Linked DNA regions of Homo sapiens: region 1 is linked to region 2. Evidence: read pairs that join two places in POLR2A ChIA-PET (ENCODE). Cell type or tissue: PC-9. All regions are shown on one strand. Links, peaks and the distances in the headings refer to the core of each region. The heading gives the core; the rest is flanking DNA. Region 1 overlaps DIO2-AS1 (DIO2 antisense RNA 1). Region 2 overlaps LOC105370591 (a long non-coding RNA gene).

Region 1 (5,396 bases), core at 94-5,093, 170 kb before region 2:
AGGCTGATTAAGCTAGTTAGTATTAGGAGATTTTTCAAGCAGGCTTTTCATTGCTTATGGTGACTTACAAGGTGGTTGGCCCTTCACTCAGAGTGGTATTGTCTCAGGACAGTTAAGCTCTGGGGTAATCAGGAAGTATGAGGAGTGCTACATAGATCTCAGTTCCAGTAAAATCTCTGAGATGTATACCTTGAGCTACTGTTATGGCGCTTATACCTTGTCCTTGCTTGTGAAAGCCTCCTGAATGAAGTGGGGACCCATCCGAAACTGGAACTTTGTAGCAACAGTCACTTCAGTTGTTATAAGAAACAAGATCACATTCCCAGTTCACTTCAAGTTGTCATAGCAAACATGGAAAACAAATATGAAAACACACAAACAAAACTCACTATTATGACTATCTTCAGCTATGTTTAATAAATCTGACAAAACTCCTGGAAAAATTTAAATAGTCATTATAAGAGAAAATATTTAAAAAACTGGAGAATAGTCCCAAGCAATTCAACCTAGGAAGATCATAGAAACAGTACAGATAAATAATTATAAAATGAGAAGGAAATTTTCTTCAGATGAGCACTAGAATTTTGAGCATACAAATATTTATCAAATAAAATTAGGCAAAGTAAACAAAAAGACACTATCCCAGACATAACCTACAACATACTTCAATCTTCAGAAAAAAAGGAAAAGTACCTGCAATCATTCAGGGAGAGGGAACAAGTTATTTAAGGATTATGTCTATTTCACAATATTAAATGCTAGGAGGCAGTCTTCAGATTTTGAAGGATAAGACGTGATTTAAGAATTCTATACTCAGTTAACCTATTGTTCACATAGATGGCAACAAAAACAAATTCTCAGAAATACCAAGCTCAAAGTATTTTAAGTGCAATTAAAAAAAATCTCCAAATAAATAAGTAAATAAATCTATGCTCTGGAACAAAACTTAGAATAAGATGAGTATCTTCCCAATTTGCTTTATTAACCTGATAAGAAACCTTGCAGATGTAGTGGATATTTGCATATACACGTGCAAAATTACAAATTAATCTCATTTATAAATATGAATGCAATTCTAATTAAAATATTACTGTAACTATACTAAAAAATTAATCAATGAGTAAATGCTTCTCTTTTGGAAATACAGCAGTAGCTTAACATTATGAAATGGATTAATATTTAAAACCAAGAAGAAAAAAAATCCTTTTCTTAGTAGATGCAAAAAATTATTTGATAAGATGTAACACTTCATCTTGATCTTAAAAGTCTTCATAACTTTCATAGTAGAAAACTTCCTTAACATAGTGAAACGATCGGTCTGATATTAGTAGAACAGATGATACTTAATTGTAAAAGACTGGAACGATGTCCTTAAAGTCAGAAATAATGTAAGGCCATTAATTATTATTAATTATTTAGTGTTGGCTTCAAAGTTGTAGCACATGCAAGAAGATAGGAAAAAATCAGTGAGTCATAAATATTAGAGCGAAGGAGAAAAAATTGTCATTATTTGCAGATCATATAGCAAACTAAAGAGAATGGACTTAAAAGCTGTTAGAACTACCAAGAGAATGAAACAAGGTAGCCTGTTAAAACTTAAGTGTATACAAATCAGTGGGTTTAATACATACTTGTATTTTTAAAACGTGAAAACATAATAGGAAACAATTGTTATTAATAATAAGTTTTGAAAATATCTAGGAATCAAGTTATCAAGAAATGTATGTCATCTACATAAAGAAAATTTATAAACTTTACTGAGGAACCTAAAAGGAGACTAATGAAAGACTATCTCATTTTTAAAGAAGAATGTAGTTCAATGGGAAATTGTTTATATTTACTTGAAATGGGCAAGACCCAGGCCTTTACAGTATGACTTCAAATAAGGAAAAATAAACTGGAAAAAAATGAACAGAAGTTAACAGTGATTATCTCTAAGTATCTCTCGAATGCTAGATGATTTATTAGTTGCATAATTTTTTTCTCCTCATAAATAAAAATTTCAAAAATTCAGAATAAAACAAAAATTATTTTTTTAAAGTAATAATATTCTTAGTTGTATGCATATGAACACTTCAGCACATAAATCAGTTTTTGTGAAGGTGCAATCTGCAGCCATTTCAGTAGATTTCACCTGGAGTGTTTGTTTAACAATTCTGACTCCTGGATCTCACATCACACTCATGGAATCTGACTATCTTGATGACAGTCCAGGGACTTGTATTTTAAACAAACACTCCAGGTTATTCTTGTACACACTAAAATTCGAGAATAACTAGGCAAAAGGCCTTTCTGAGCTTGCACACAAAGAAGACATGTTGTAGGGTGGAGAATAGAAAAAAAGTTATAGGACCTCTGTTATTCTAGCCCATTAGGAATAGGGTCAGAGACAAAGATGTAAGTTGCCAGGAGGGTGAAGTGAGTTGTTTTTTGTTTGTATGTATGTTTGTTTATTGAGACAGGGTCTCCCTCTGTCTCCCAGGCTGGAATGCAGTGGCACCATCTCAGCTCACTGCAGCTTCCGTCTCCTGGGTTCAAGCAATCCTGCTACCTCAGCCTCCTGAGTAGCTGGGACTATGGGCGCATGCCACCATGCTCCAGCTAATTTTTAATTTTTTTGTAGAGACGAGATCTTGCCATGTTGCCCAGGCTGTTCTCAAACTCTTGGGCTCAAAAGATCCACCTGCCTCAGCCTCCCAAAGTGTTGGCATTATAGGCGTAAGCCACTGCACTCAGCCTTGAAGTGAGTTTTAACAGTTGCTAAGTCACTGCTCTTCATTCTCAGCAGAGCAAGAGTCCCTACCAGGTGCTCATTAGCTGGAAAGTTCTCATGGTTCTGTAAACTCTCATCGCTCTGTTGGAACTCTGTAAAAATTCCAGCTCTTGCGATGGAAGCACTGTCTGTTATGTTCACCACTGTATCCCCAGCACAGTGTTCGGAACATTATAGACACACAATCAATATTTGTATAAGAAAATAATAAATGATAAAGTGATCTGCCAGGTGTGAGTGAAACTCCAGGATCTAAGGAAATCATCTGGGAGCCGGGCTTAGGGTCACTCCCCTCTCTTTCCACACTGCACCTGCTTTCCTTGTAACTTGGTGGTGAATCCAAGATTTCAGAGAAATCAGAAATTACTAACTGTTAGAAAATTCTGAGAATCTTTTACCTTAAGGAAATATGGGAACTTATTGAAGCTTGAGGACCGAAGTTCAGTGGTTTTGGTTTCAGTACCTTAGAATACTCCTTGAGTTTATTTCCTGGAAAATAGAAGATGGATGAACTCCTTATGTTCTAATAGCATACATGATTTTTTATAAAGAGAAGGCCGTGCATTTTCTTGGTAGAAATAAATGCTAAAAAATTATGTTTTGCAAAAATGGAGTTATATGCCCTGTGAAGTTGAATGTGTTGCCTATTAACTGCAAAATACTCTGTATTAGTTTCCTATTGCTGCTGCAATAAATTACCACAAATTCAATGACCTAAAACAACACCAATTTATAATCTTACACCTTTGTAGGTTGAAGTCTGACACAGGTGTCACTGGGCTAAAATCAAGGGGTTGGCAGGGTTGCAGTTCTTTCCGGGGTCTCTAAGGAATTTGTTTCCTTTGTCTAGTTTCTAGAAAGTGATTTCACAGTTTTCTGTTTCTAGAAAGAAACTAGACAAAGGAAACAAATTCCTTAGAGACTCGGGAAACTACCCCTTCCTCCTATTTTAAAGCTAGCAACATTGCATATTTCAGACCAGTCTTCTGTGTTAGCATCTCCCTCTGACTAATCTCACTGGGTGAAAGTTTTCCTATCTTAAATACCTATGTGATTAATTGGGCCCACCTGAATAAGCCACGATACTCTCACCTTCTGAAGGCCCTTAACCCTAATCACATCTGCAAAATTCCCTTTGCCTTGTAAGGTAACATGGCCACAGGTTCCAGGGGTGAGGATGTGGACATTTTTGGGGAGTCATTATTCCACTTACCACAAATCCCATAAGACACATATGTTTTAGGAATGTTTTGGGATATGGATGACTGCAGCAGTGCTTCTTGTTCCATAACAGAGTGTCTCTGTCTTGCAACTAAATCAGACAAATGTTCATACTGCAAATGCCAGAGGTTGCAAAGAATTTACAGCTTAGAGAGAAAAGAGAATGAAAGCTTTATTTATAAATATGGTGCTTCATTTGACCTAAAAAAGTTGAGCTGAGATTCTGTTCTTACCATGAGGATTTGACAGAGAAATAACTGTTTTCATGTAAACAAGTGCACTCTTTACTTCAGTTAAAAAATCTGCCACTTTGTTCTGTACTAGGATTGTGGTATTTGAGTTGATGTTATTTGGAGTTTTATGGTCATTTGGACGGTGAGGAATTGAAATGCTGAGATTTTGGAGTTAGGCATTGTCTCTCATAAGAAACAAATTACTTCTGACCGCATTTGTTTTAGAAAAAAGAAGGCAAAAAAAGATCTCTGACTGCAGTATTATTGATATATATAAATGATGATCATAAGATAAACCAAATACACAGGACTCTGAGCAAGATTGGTAGAATTTAATTAAGACACAGGAAGGGGTTCAGTTGGTATATTTACACACTGTGTATGTCAGTTATTTGCAGAGGAACATTAATAATCTGAGGAGTGTGTGGCCTGTATTTGTCTGAGTATGTAAATAATAAGGTCCTTTTGCCAAAAGTTAAAACTGTTTATAGCCTGTGGAGAATTTCATAGTAACTATTTTTATCCTGTTATTTCTCTGTATCCTATGTAAACATCACTCGAAGAGGATTATCTGCAACAAGAATTAGTTAGCATTATAAATAAGATGTACTCATCAAGCTTTCAACAAGATACTGCTTTCCACATTGACATGCTGTCAGAGGCCTTCAGGACTGCAAAGATATCACAATGTGTAAAAGGGACCCATGCCTAAGCAATCCAAGTGTCCTTTCTTTCTACATAAATCTCTCTTGACAAGTGGAATGAATTCCCATGCACACTTAAAGGATGTAGGTGTGTGTGTTGGGTGTCTCTTTCTGCCAATGAACAGCCAATTTCACTATAAACCACTGAATAAAATTCCTTTATATTCCCAAATATTTTGGCAGTGGAACCAGCTATTAATGTGGTTACCTGCTCATGATACTGGTCAAGAGAGAAACAGCAATTCGGTGCTAGGAATATAAACCATAGGAGTTGAAGGGTCCCAGAAGTTTTTGCTGCTGACTAAAGTCATGTGGTCCTAGGTCTCTGTTTCCTTAGTTTGGGGGTGAAAGACCATGCAGTGTAGTGGTCAGCAGTAAGGTATCAAATCAAAAAGCCTAGTGTTACATCCTGACTCTGTCACTTTTTAGTTGTGTTATTTGTGGGAACTCACATAACCTCTAAGG
Region 2 (5,396 bases), core at 189-5,188:
TGAAAGTTCAGGAACAATTGGAGAGAAAAGGAAAAACAGACAGTAAGTTTTTTAAAAAGTAGGCAAGAAAATGATGCACAGACAATCAACTTCATAGAAAACCCAGAAATGTTATGCCATGGCAAAAATATTTAGCATATTCATAAATAGTGAGGGAATAGGGAAGAAGAAACCAGGAGATTTAGGCATAAAAGAATTCTAGATGCAGTAACAGCTAATATGCACATACACACGCACACACATACAAAATGTTGAAAAATACCGGTCAGAGACAAAATAGAACCCTAAAGATTCAAAGAGTATCTTGTTTTGGTTACTAAGTAATAGAGGGAAGGTCGATAACGTAACTTCACTAGCTAGCCAAGATTTTTTCTTGAGTTTATAAGGATATTGAAATTATACTAGGGCTAATTTAATTTATCAGTAACCCAATTAATATCAAGTAAGTGTAGGCCAGTTAGCTCCATGAATGAGTGTAAGCATTTAATGAAGTCAGAGTCATGAGCTCAGTATGGGCCAGTTATGTTTTATCTATTGGAGAATACATATTATACTCTCAACCCTACTTACCCCAGCCATAAATATATTTGATTAAGAAAGGAATGAAGTGAAAGAAGCAGGGGATGGGGAGCAGATAGGGCAAAATTTATTTAAGAATATGCATGTTTATATAATACATTATTCTATTGGAAAAACAATTTGAAACTGCTGTGTTGTGAAGATAAGTTAGTAACATCATCTTTATTACAAAGTACAATACGTTATTTGGTAAACACCCATAGGTTCCTCAAACTTATAGTCCCCATACATTCAAACACCAACATTTACCAATATGGAAGGAATTGGATGCTTTCCTATTCTTGGGTAATTTTCGTATTTTTTAGCAAGAGAGGTTTTGGTACCGTCCAGGTAAACAATGCAGGGCTTGGATGTGATCCTGTAACATAAATTAATGTATTTGAAAACTGATGGGTTAGAGATGGTTATAGGAAGGAAGGATAGCTCTTTCTAAAGTTTTAATAGATGGTCTAGATTTAAATATAACACATTAGGTTTTTCAAACAGATAATGAATGAAGAATTCTCATTACTAGGCATTATCAAAGCTGTAGGAAAACAGAAAATGTTTTCTAATGGAAAAACATGGAAAATTTGAGTTTCAGTGAGAATACGCTGAGCCAATCCCAAGTCCAGAAAATAAATGGTTAATATGTCGTTAAATTTGTTCAAAGGAAGTCACAGACCAACAATATTCATATTGTACATATAAAGGCACATATGAATGGACATATAACTATGTAAATATATGTGTGTGTTTGTGTACTTAGATCTGAGTGAATATCAATGTACAAGGTCAAAGTAAATATCTGTACTTGAGAACAGTATATATATTATATTTTTACTTAATTTTTAATTAAATGAATAGTTGTTGAAGCTAATAATCAAAGGTTATACTAATGACCTCTGGAATTCTGCCCACCTCAGCAATTTTTGTAGAATTGCCAACATCAAGAATTTACTATGAACATTTATTTTAAATTACTTAATTTTCCACAATAACTCTACAAACTCTTAACTATTTTTGTCAGTATCTTAGAAATGAGAAAACTGAAGTTGAAAGAGGATAACGAATGTGCTGAAGGCCTAATGATTAATAGAAGGGGAAAGCTGTGTCTGATTCCAAAACCCATCTTTTAATTCTATGTTATACCGCCTCCTTTATACTTTTTATCAGAACGGGTAGCATGTAAAAATATATCTATTGGTTTAGGTGTTAAAATTTCTGAAATTCAAAAGAACTTGTGAAATTTGAAAGAAAAACATAGATAAAACTCTTAATTTTTATAGGTGATAATCAGGGCAGATAAACTTACTTAAGTAAGTAATTAGACTTGACAATAAAAGGCTAAGTAGAAATACAAGTGAGATTTTACTACTTAAATTAATATAAGTAAGACTAATAGCTGACTTTTTGTCTTAGCCAAAATATGAACTCAGTATTATGAATTATGCATTACTTGGGCTAAATCTGATTGTGAAATCCTCTAAAGAATTTACTTGAGTCCTGTTTTTCCAGTTAGAGCTTTTATTTGCCTTAGGGAGAATTTGGTAGTGAGGAGAGGTTCATAGAAAAGCAAGCTTTTCTCTAAAAAGAGGGTTTCTCCAACCCACCTCACTAGGGAATATTTTTGGGAATTTATGAGCATACTACCATAAAGAAAAAAGACATGAGCAACAACAGCTGATGTTTCTTGAATGCTTACAACTGTTAGACTCTTTTGAAAAGCTTTACATATATTAACTTGCCTAGTCTTTACAAAACAAAGGCAAGAATAAACCTGATAAGAAACCTCTGGCGTTATGGCACTTTTTTTTTTTTTTCTGTTAGGGATGGACTCTGATTAATTACAAAAGTGAATATATCAATCACATACATGAACTGCCAATCATTTGCTATGTGGAAAGAATCATTCTAGAGTTACTTGAAATACCAAACTTTTTAAACACATTTGAAGTGATTGAATTTATAAAACATTGATTTAGAGAGAACCTTTAAAAATGTCATTTTTAAGTTTAAAAAATATAGGCTGTGTCCTTCTCACATTTATTTGTCTGTAGCCCTAAAATGCCTGGCTGAACCTTGGAAAGATAAGGTCGACTAAGTATAAAAATTCTTCTTTTGTTCTTTGGAGGTGTTATTAAAGTCATTTACTAGATCAGTACTAGATGGGTGACTCAGGGCTCTCCTCCTGAAAGACTCATTTTTACTTTCCTTGGTCCCACTTTATTTCTCTATGGCCATGGATCATGTCAGCACGAGGAGTTGAGAAATATAATATATAGTCTGCTTCTGGTTGTCTGGTCAAGGTTAGAATCATAGAATACTTAAGTTGGAAGAAAAACTCTATATATCATACAGAGGTCTACCACTCATCCATCCCTATATACATGAAAAAAACAAAAACAAAAACCAGAGGGAGGTAAAAAGATGTAACTTTTGCTGAAAAACACTTTTTACCCTTTCATTTTTTCTATATTGACTGAATTGTCCCTCATGTTTTAATAGTATTTAATTTTGGCTATTGTATGAGAATTATGGAGGTAACTGGTTAAGGTAGAGGGTGTTTTGGTAGACTAGATTCTTGGCTATATGTCAGTGAAATTTGTAATTTGATTTCTTTTCATCCCATTTCTTAATGTGGCTATTATTTTTCAGAAATAGTAATTTGACCATTATATAGTGGATACCCCATATCCTCAGGTTCCATATCTGTGGATCCAACCAACCGTGGATCAAAAATACCCCCAAAAATAAAAATACAGCAATAAAACACAATGGGAATAAAAAACAGTACAGTATAACAATTGTTTACATAGCATCTACATTGTATTAGGTATTATAAGTAATCTAGAGATGATTTAAAGTATATGGAAGGATGTATGTAGGTTACATGAAATACTAAACCATTTTATATAAGGGACTTGAGCATCCATAAATGTTGGTATCCACAGTGGTCCTGAAACCAATCCCTGTGGATGCTAAGGGAATTATTACAGTTCATACTCTGAATATTAGGGCTTATTAGCTGGCATCTATCTTTACATGTGTTTTTGACCTTTTTCCTTTCGCCCAATAATTAACTGAGTACTAAGTAATGAAGATATTGCAAATCACACCCTATAAGATTTAATGGCTTCATCATAGTCATGCTGCTTATTTCTGTTTAATTAATCTCAAGAGTGACATTAGGGTCATCTCATCAAGACACCAGAGAGAGAAGGGTGGCTGACAGACAATTTCTTGTCTAGGGATAAACAGGACAACTTGTTTTCACAAATCATTACTTTTTACCCACCCTATGCTGAATACAATGCTAGGTTATGTGGGAAACCCAAGAACGTAAAGGATGTGGTCTCTACTTTTAAGGAGTTTCTGTGGTACTATGTGTCAGAGTGAGGTGTAGGCATGGGTGAATCAGAAGAGGAATCTGAAGTAGTTGGCAAGTGAAAGCTGCCCATGTGAGGTGAGGAAAAGCCAACTATATCCAAGTGAAAAATAACAGCTCTTTTGTGTTAGACACTACTCTAAGCACTTCATTTATATTAATTATAACAGTATGTATTAATACATAATATATAATAATGCATAAATCCAATTTAGAATAATCCAAGGAGGTAGACACTAGTATTACCCTGATGTTGCATTTGAGGAAAAATAGACAGAGATGTTAGCTTATTTATTTTAGCGTACTTACTTGTAGAATGAAGGAAATATTTAAAATCTAGGCAATATGGCACTAGAAGCCGCGTGCTGAATTGCAGGCTCCATGACAGTGGTCTTTGCAGAAATTTCTTGAATATGACCCCAAAGGCACAGGCAACAAAAGCAAAAATAGACAAATGGGATTGCATTAAACTAAAAATCTTCTCTACAGCAAAGGAAACAATTAACAGATTGGAAAAACAATGTAGAAATTGAGAGAAAATATTTGCAAATCACACATCTAATAAGGAGCTAATATCTAAAATGGAAAGAACTTAACTAAATAACAAGAAACAAAGAGCCCAATCAAAAAATGGGCAAAAGGCCTAAATACACACTTCTCAAAAGAAGACATACAAATGGCCAACAAGTATGTAAAAATATGCTCATCATTACTGATCATTTGGGAAATGCAAATTAAAACCACAATGAGATATCACCTCACACATGTTAGAATGGCTATTATTAAAAAGATGAAAGATAAGTATTGGCAATGATGTAGAGAAAAGGGAACACTTACACAGTGTTGGTGGGTATGTAAATTAATATAGCAATTATGAAAACAATATGGAGTTTCCTCAGTAAACTAAAAATAGAATTACTATATGATCCAGTGATTCCACTTCTGGGTATATATCCAAGTAAATTGAAATCAATATGCCAAAGTGGTATCTGCACTCCCATGTTCATTGCAAGGTTATTCACAGAAGCTGAGATGTGGTGGCAATCTAAGTGTTCATCATCAGATAAATGGATAAAGAAAATGGATATATACACAATGGGATACTATTCTGCCTTATAAAAGGGGACAGTCCCATCATTTGTGACAACATGAATGGACTTGGAAGATATTATGCTAAGTGAAATAAGCCAGGCACAGAAAGACATACACCACATGATCTCACTTTTATGTGTAATCTAAAAAAGTTGAACTCATAGAAGTAGAGAATAGAACATTGGTTACGAGAGGCTCAGAAAGGGAGGGGATTGGGGAAAGGAAAGATGTTGATCAAAGGGTACAAAGTTTTAGTTAGATGACAGAAATAAGCTTTAGTGACTTATTGCACAGAATAGTGACTATAATAAATAAAAACACATTGCAAATTTCAAAACTGATAAAAAAGATTTTGTTT

What was found. ChIA-PET counts read pairs that join two places held together with the same protein. Peaks named below come from ENCODE experiments on the same cell type or tissue, not always from the same donor. Only the 100,000 strongest peaks of a DNase experiment are listed, where the experiment ranks them.
Region 1: POLR2A ChIA-PET joins it to region 2 with 7 read pairs; 2 of 35 experiments call an interaction of 5 or more read pairs at or near these places.

What each region holds. Positions count from the first base shown.
Region 1 is chr14:80,322,695-80,328,090 of GRCh38, reverse strand. The region is part of intron 2 of DIO2-AS1 (DIO2 antisense RNA 1); the gene reads right to left. Among named protein-coding and RNA genes, the nearest start is that of DIO2, 110 kb to the right of the region's middle. In PC-9, for the core only: no CTCF peak of the experiment used is centred there; no DNase peak of the experiment used is centred there.
Region 2 is chr14:80,149,053-80,154,448 of GRCh38, reverse strand. LOC105370591 (a long non-coding RNA gene) reads right to left here. Exons shown (of 3, transcript XR_944070.3): 2 at 4,256-4,352; 3 at 720-937. Among named protein-coding and RNA genes, the nearest start is that of DIO2-AS1, 60 kb to the left of the region's middle. In PC-9, for the core only: no CTCF peak of the experiment used is centred there; a DNase peak (open chromatin) is centred at 2,068.